Linked DNA regions of Homo sapiens: regions 2 and 3 are each linked to region 1. The links are chromatin loops, found by intact Hi-C in ENCODE. Cell type or tissue: chondrocyte. All regions are shown on one strand.

Region 1 (2,500 bases):
AAATCGCTCCTGCTGGTGTTTTGTGTATAAATCTCTTTCTAACTTCAAGCTCTCTCAAGTTAGGGCAACAGTAAATGAAGTGGGAACAGTATCGCATTGGGAAATATCTGAAATGATACCTATGGGACTATCTAACGAAACTGAGGCCCAGAAGAATTGAAGTGACCTGTGCAATGACACCAATTTGTTAGCAGAGCCAAGATTAGAACCAAGTTTGGTGCCTTCCTGCATCCTTCCTGCATCGGTCCTTTCTCGGTGCTGCAGCAGCCTTTTACTTACTAATTTCACCCTGAAGAAAGGTAGACCATCCTGGCGTGGCAGAAGCGTGGACATTCGTTTTCTAAGGGATGGTCACACACCTTTGCCTATTTGCATTTAGTTTCTTTAAAAAGTAAAAACACCTCCATTTTGGAACACTTTTAGAGACAAAAGCAGAACATACGAAAGTGTATTTCACTGCTGAGTTCTTAAGAGGCGTACACCGTGTGGTTATAACGTGCGCAACTCTGTCCCGGGCAACTGAACTTATTTTTAGCGTTATTTTCGGCTTCTGCTGCAGAAAACTAGGGATTCAACTACCCGCACCTACGTTTCACACAACAGCACTCGTCTCTCTCCTTCACTCCTAATAAAAACACCTTACTTCGTTTATTCCTGCCTGCTCTACCTCGTCTCAACATTTTCTCTTGTTAACTTCCACCACACTGCCTTTTACTCGGATTGGAAACCCACTCTCCCCCAACTTCTGTCTCATACCCCCAACTTCTGTCTCATACCCCCAACTTCAGGAAGCGTCTTCCTTTTTTCCGCCTCTCGTTCGCTTTTGTCTTACGAGGCTTCCGGAACACGGCCCAGAATTACAGAGAAAACACACTGCGCACGCGCACTCTCTCGTCACCGCTGTGCGGCTTCTGTTTGGTTGGCCAGTTCGTCCCAATTTCCGACTCACAGGGCTGCGGAGCAGCAACTCTCACGATATTTGCTGCGACCCGCAGGCGCTATCCGCTGCCGGGTTCTGGCGCGCCCTTTCAGTTCTGCTTGCTGTCGGCACCGCTGCGTTACCCGGAACCGCCGGGCCGAACAGCATGACGTCCGCTTTGGAGAACTACATCAACCGTATCCTCAAGCTGGCCGCCGCGGGCGTGAGCCGGGGTCGCGGAGAGGCCGCGGTCGGGGATCGGTGGGAGGTTGGGAGGCCTGGCCTCGGCGGGATCCTGGGGGCGGGCGAGGAGATGAGGGCCCCGGAACGACCCAGAGTTCGCCGGCGGCGCCTCGAGCCTTCCCGCTGCTGCGGGCCCAGGGGTCCTTTCCATTTTGCCTGCAAAACCCAAATAAAAACCCAGTGTGATTATTCCGAACTTTTCTGTCTTAAAAAAAATGTACGCTCTTGATTCTTACTTACTATTTCCCTATGGCATAAGTGTTAAAGTTTGTGAATAAGATGAACAGTCGTCCTGGCGGCGACAACAGTTTTGCAAATCTTTGTACTTGTTTTATTCACATAATTTGCTCGTTCGAGGATAGCAAAAAGTTTAACGATGGTTCACAGACTGTTTCTGTCCCTTTACCACTTGAAGTCCCAACTTGTTGGTAGAATGAAAAAAAATGGTTGCTGTTGTAATGGATTATAGTGAGGAGCAAGTAACAACCCCATGGGAAGTCTTAAAATAGACTTTACAAGTGTTACCGTTTTAAAGTCTTAGGACAAAAACACTACGTTAAGCTCAGGTACAAACTGGGTGACAAAAATTAAATACCGAATGCTTTTAATGATGCGTTATTGGTACCCTGTGACACTGCTTATATAGTTTCTTTACTTTTGAATTACAGAAGCCTGTCCTGGAAGACAGTTTTTTAACATGCTGGAAAATCGTCCAACATCGATTAATTTAGTACTCATCCACTTTTCATTTTAGAAATAAACAGGCCTAAGAAACGAAATATCCTGCCTGAAATAATAGATTGGTAACCTTCCTAGTAGAAAAGTGTCAAAAATCCAGGATATTTTGAGATAAGATACACCGATCACATACAGAAAGAGGTTTTCTTTTTCTATTTTTTCCCTTTTTTAATCATGTAATTATCACAAAGACAAAAACAGAAGCTTTTTTTAAGTTTTTTTTTTTTTTTCTTTTTTTGAGTCGAGGGTCTCACTCTGTTGCCCAGGCTGGAGTGCAGTGGCTTGATCATGGCTCAATGCAACCTTGAACTCCTGAGCCCAAGCAATCCTCCTGCCTCTGCCTCTGCCTCCTGAGTAGCTGGGACTATAGGTCACCAGGCCAGGGTAATAGAGATGGGGGTATCGCTGTGTTGCCCAAGCTGGTCTCACCTCAAGTGATCCTCCTGCCTTGGCGTCTAAGAAACTTTTAACGTTTTTATGTAGTGAACTTAGTGGCTGTGTTGAATACTTATACCTAGTTGTCATATTTATTCTAAAAATTCAAATCATTCCCTTGCCAGAGTCTGTTTTCAATTTGCATTCCCTAAGAAACACTTTCTT
Region 2 (2,500 bases), 1.3 Mb before region 1:
TCTATTTCTGTAAATTGTGGTAATGATTGACAACCCACAGTAAACTCTCACGTTGTACCCTCATGTTCTAGATGGTAATTATAAAACTGAAGTAGCACTACCAATTGCTTCTGACTTCCAGTAATAAACACATCTTGAAGAGGTGACATAGGCTGAGGGAACCCAGTCACTTCCACCTGTGGTACTTCACCATGGAGCTTGTCTTTGCTTGAGAAAGGTACATTCTGTACCATTAATGCAAAGAGTGACACAGTCAAGGATTGCAAGGCAGAAAGATACATGTGAAGCTTATGTTCATCCAGCCCTCCTTCCCTTTGTTCTCTTTCCCTGATAAGTTTTTCAGTCTTATTCAGCAATGTAGGTGTAAGATTGTACATTTCCAAATTCCATATTCCAAGTATCATAGGCCATTAAAAGTACTAGATGTTTTGCACTCACTACTTTTTCTGAGATATCACTCAAGGCCAAAGGCAACAATTCAAAAACCTGCTGATACTTGCCTGGTTCATCAGGGTATCCCATAATGATACCAAGGCTTTTGATCACAGCTTCTCATATCAAATATGCTTTACCTTCCATTTAAGGAGGACCAGGGAGTTAGGAACTTCTTGAGGAAAGTAAGGCACCACTACTCCACAGGATTTAGCTACAAGTAGTGTCCTTTTTGGGTCTTTGTGACTCACCTCTTCCCATCACTGTGGTAAATGTTCGGCTTCTGCATGTGTTGGTCCGACATGATGTGTGAATGCCGTAACACCAGTTAGTATCACTTGCCTTGGCTCTTTATCTGGCCTCTTGATCATACTAGAAAGAATGTGGAGAAGCTGATTTTTCTTTTTAGATTCAAGATGTAGGCACGTTGTATACAATCTGAGGGCATCAGTGTCTCTGTCTTTGCCAGCAGCACGTCAAGTGCAATGTATAGCAAGCAATATCCAAGCATCAGCAGAAGGTGTTTTTCACTGCAGTCAGAGACACTTCTGATCCTAAGCAGCATCTCCTGACACTTGACAAAAAGAAAGTAGTGCATAGTGGAAAGCAGAAGACAGTTTCCTGTGGGGTTTATCAAAGTGAACTGTGCTTTTACTTGATGGAGAAAACAGCATTCTTTCCTTTCTCTCCTAAGGGAAGGGACTGGGGAATTCTCTCTAAGAATAATGGAATTAGGCTGGGCACGGTGGCTCATGCCTGTAATCCCAGCACTTTGGGAGGCCAAGGTGGGTGGATCACTTGAGGTCAGCAGTTCGAGATCATTCTGGCCAACATGGAGAAACCCCGTCTCTACTAAAAATACAAAAATTAGCCAGGTATGGTGGTGCTCACCTGTAATCCCAGCTACTTGGGAGGCTGAGGTGGGAGAATCACTCAAGCCCAGGAAGTGGAGGTTGCAGTGAGCGGGGATGGTACCAGTATACTCCAAGTCTGGGCAACAGAGTGAGACCCCATCCCTCCCCCCACAAAAAAAGTGGAATCAACATTATCTGGTTTTGAAAGATGAATATCCTTTTTTTTTTTTCTTTCCTTGCCTGAACTGTTTATGACTGAAATCTGTTCATTTTCTTCAGAGTCTTGTAGGGATTCCAAAGAAGGTTGAATGGAATCACAAACTACCAAATGGCAAAGTGTTCATTTTTGAGGATGGCCATTTTAGGTCTTCTAATTTGCTCCATCAAAGAACATTTCTCACTATTTAATAAATTAATTTTATCTTCCCAATTTGTGTACTAACAAGGAGTTCTCTACAGGTTGAGGAGTAGAAACAAGTGAAAGAAGATTGCCTAAAATTGATATAAGAGCTTCTAATTCATTTTCTTTCACTCCACTAGCAATATCCATAAAATCTTTCCCAGTTACTTGATCACTTCCAAAGTCTCAGTAGATTTGCAATAAATTGGAGGGTTTTTTTTTTTTATTTTTTGTTTTTGAGACAGGGTCTTGCTCTGTCAGCCAAGCTGGAGTGTAGTTTCACAGTCATGGTTCACTGTATCCTTGACCTCCCAGGTTCAAGTGCTCCTCCCATCTCAGCCTCCCAAGTTGCTGGGACCACAGGTGCTCACCATCATGCCTGGCTAATTTTTTTTTTTTTAAATTTTTTGTAGATACAGGATCTCACCATGTTGACCAGGCTGGACTCAAGTGATCCTCCCATCCCAGCCTCCCAAAGTGTTGGGATTTTACAGGTGTAAGCCATGGCACCTGGCCAAATTGGACATTTTAAAATGTTTATGTTATCCCGTAACTCAAAGTTCTGATCATTATTTTCATCTGAGGTATTTATTGATGTAAACTTGGATTCTTCAATAAAAATTCAGTTACATAGAAGTTTAGAGGCCGGGCGCGGTGGCTGATGCCTGTAATCCCAGCACTTTGGGAGGCCGAGGCGGGCGGATCACGAGATCAGGAGATCGAGACCATCCTGGCTAACACAGTGAAACCCCGTCTCTACTAAAAATACAAAAATTAGCCTGGTGTGGTGGCAGGCACCTGTAGTCCCAGCTAC
Region 3 (2,500 bases), 1.2 Mb before region 1:
TAGATGTTAAAGTAATATGTGGTTCCACTTTCATAGCAGAATTTAATATTTAAAAACTGTATTGAGATCAAGACATGTCTTTGTGAACACAAGAAATTAATTAGAAAAGGCATATACCTTGGATGAATGGGTGGAGAGGAGACTTGAACTATTGAACTTTCTACTATATATGATTTTAAAAGTTACGTATATATGTATATATATTTACTTTTTGTGCATTTCAGTATTTTAAAAACATAACAAAACTCTTTTTTTGGCTTGTGTTGGATAGCTAATGAAAGTTCATATGCTTCTAGTACTTTTTCTTTAAAAACAGATTTATAAGAATATGGTAACACAGGAAGACATTTTTTGTTCCAGTGAGTCAAGAGATAAAATATTTTCAATTATTTCTTTGTGTGGGTAGATCAAAAAGAAATGGGTTGGTCACAAATGCTTACTCATACAGAGGTATACACAGGTGTGTGCACACAGCCTTAAAATGACTGAGTTGCTCTGGAAAATGACAGAAATTCATGTAAGGCACGATGAAGAAATAGGAGAAATACATGTATGTAAATATATTCCTAGAGCAGCGTTTTTCACATTTGAACAATAGTTGCAAAATAGCTAGTAATGGAATTGCCTGCATTTGAGTACTCACTGTGTGCCAAGCAGTGTTCTAAGTACTTAAGATTACTATTTTACTGTTACATTTGTATGTATTTATGTGCCTAGAATATATGTGTAATAGTATACATATTTTCACATACTTGTGATTGAGTGTACAATCCTTGATCTGTCAATCTACCATAAGCTTTGAGAAGATAACAATGAACTCTTCTGTAATTACTTCTAAAGACAGATAATGTTTCTCATTTCTGATATTCTTAATTCCCTTGAAAAGTTCTTTCTATATGCTGCGCAAAACCAAGAAGACTGATATGCATGATGTCTTTGTGGTTAATTGCTATAAAGCCAATATTTAAATTTCTTTGAGTCCTCTTTTACTGCCTGGTATCATGGGATGAAGAGCTGCGCAGGAGGGGAGTGTATACGTGGCTCTCGGTCTTGTGCATTTTGTGACAAAGGAATTCCCCTTTCAATCACGCTGCTCTCCTGGAGCCCCTGGAGCCTCTGGCTCAAGCAGCGCAGTCGGTCTGTGCAGTGTCCCTGACGTCATCCAGCGTATGCATAAGCCCTGCTATTGTCTTACTGCTACAGCAGGGCTGGGGATTGCAGTATCCGCTGTTGCTGCTGCTCCCAGTCCTGCCCCTGCTGCTACCTAGTCCAGCCTCACCGCATCCCAGAAGAGGCACGTCGGCCTTCATTTGCCTAGTGGATTTTCAAAAGCAGCTCTTCGGTTTTTGGTGCTGTTAAGAGACCTTGCATTTCAATCACACCGGGAGAAAACTGAAGCTCGTAACAGGAGAATCTGGCAGCTGGACACAGCTTGGACTGCATTGTCTGGCTTCATGACCCCTGCTGTGTAGCCGGCTCATCTCTTCACTCTCACATGTACACTCTCCTCGCTTTTCTTTCTTTTTTTTTTCCCTTTTCTTTCTTCTAATTTTTAAAAAGCAGCCTCTGGAGCCAGCCATGTTTGGCACTGAATCTTCATGTAAGTAAATGGATCCCACTTCTCTGCTATTTAGAAATCTGCTTGCTGTCATGGTTTCATTGGCTTAGAGTTCATATCACTTTGCCTTAGGTCATTAACAACCTTTGTATTTTGGCTCTAATTACAAAGGAATTGGTCTCAGGGAAGGAACTCCCCTTAACTGGGTTATTCATCCTTAAGGCCAGGGATGTCAATGTGTCAAAACCAGGCCTGTAAGAGGGAGGTAGGAAAACCAGAATCCATACAGCCACCCTAGAATGTGTTAATTGATGGGATCAGGCCTGTCACTGATCTATTGTTGTAGGCTCCGTAATGGTGCTTAAACCTTAAAATAGATACTGGGAGGATCTGAGATGATAGTGTTTATTAGAAAGGAAAGAAAGGCTTACATTTTTTCATCTAAAGAGATAAATAGTTATCATTATATACTCTTCCATATTTTCACAAAAACATAGACATTATAGGTAGATTCAGAATGAGTAAGAAATCGCTTTATTTTTGAGGATGGATTTTTTTTTTTCCCACAGTGGCTTCAATTTTGATATGCTGGCTAGCATCACAGTCCAGCAGGATCATATCTTTTTAAAAACTTATACAATGAAATTGCTTTGGTGCAGAGAAGGCCCTGCACAATGGGCTAGGCAGGACAGCAGTTGTAGACAGCTACAATGGATATTTTAAAAATTACAACCAAACTATGTGAGGATTATTTAATGTTGATATAGAAATATAACGTCAATGCAGTTGTACAGGCTCTGCAGAATATTTTGTCATTGTCTATTAGCAAAAATGACAGTTAAGAATTTCTAAGAGATAAGAATTTCTAAAGAGACTTTCAACCTGCTGGCTAGAGCATTAAATATTGGCAAGCCACTATCTTTGCTAGGGAGAAGGGGTTTA

The links. Peaks named below come from ENCODE experiments on the same cell type or tissue, not always from the same donor. Only the 100,000 strongest peaks of a DNase experiment are listed, where the experiment ranks them.
Region 2: a loop joins it to region 1, with 5 times the contacts of the local background. A loop is called at or near these places in 9 of 110 quality-filtered maps.
Region 3: it touches region 1 in a loop (9-fold over the local background); 3 of 110 quality-filtered maps call a loop at or near these places.

What each region holds. Positions count from the first base shown.
Region 1 is chr7:118,183,139-118,185,638 of GRCh38, forward strand. LSM8 (LSM8 homolog, U6 small nuclear RNA associated) reads left to right here and starts at 1,026. Exons shown (of 4, transcript NM_016200.5): 1 at 1,026-1,116. The coding sequence starts at 1,086. It overlaps LOC105375470 (a long non-coding RNA gene), which reads right to left and starts at 830. Exons shown (of 4, transcript XR_927904.3): 1 at 777-830. In chondrocyte, a CTCF peak has its summit at 1,364; a DNase peak (open chromatin) is centred at 1,093.
Region 2 is chr7:116,873,641-116,876,140 of GRCh38, forward strand. The region is part of intron 1 of CAPZA2 (capping actin protein of muscle Z-line subunit alpha 2); the gene reads left to right. It also overlaps the pseudogene LOC100418716. Among named protein-coding and RNA genes, the nearest start is that of CAPZA2, 12 kb to the left of the region's middle. In chondrocyte, no CTCF peak of the experiment used is centred here; no DNase peak of the experiment used is centred here.
Region 3 is chr7:117,019,030-117,021,529 of GRCh38, forward strand. All of the region lies in intron 1 of ST7 (suppression of tumorigenicity 7), which reads left to right. It overlaps MIR6132 (microRNA 6132), which reads left to right and starts at 1,182; the gene lies at 1,182-1,290. RefSeq lists an enhancer at 221-1,420. In chondrocyte, no CTCF peak of the experiment used is centred here; a DNase peak (open chromatin) is centred at 1,164.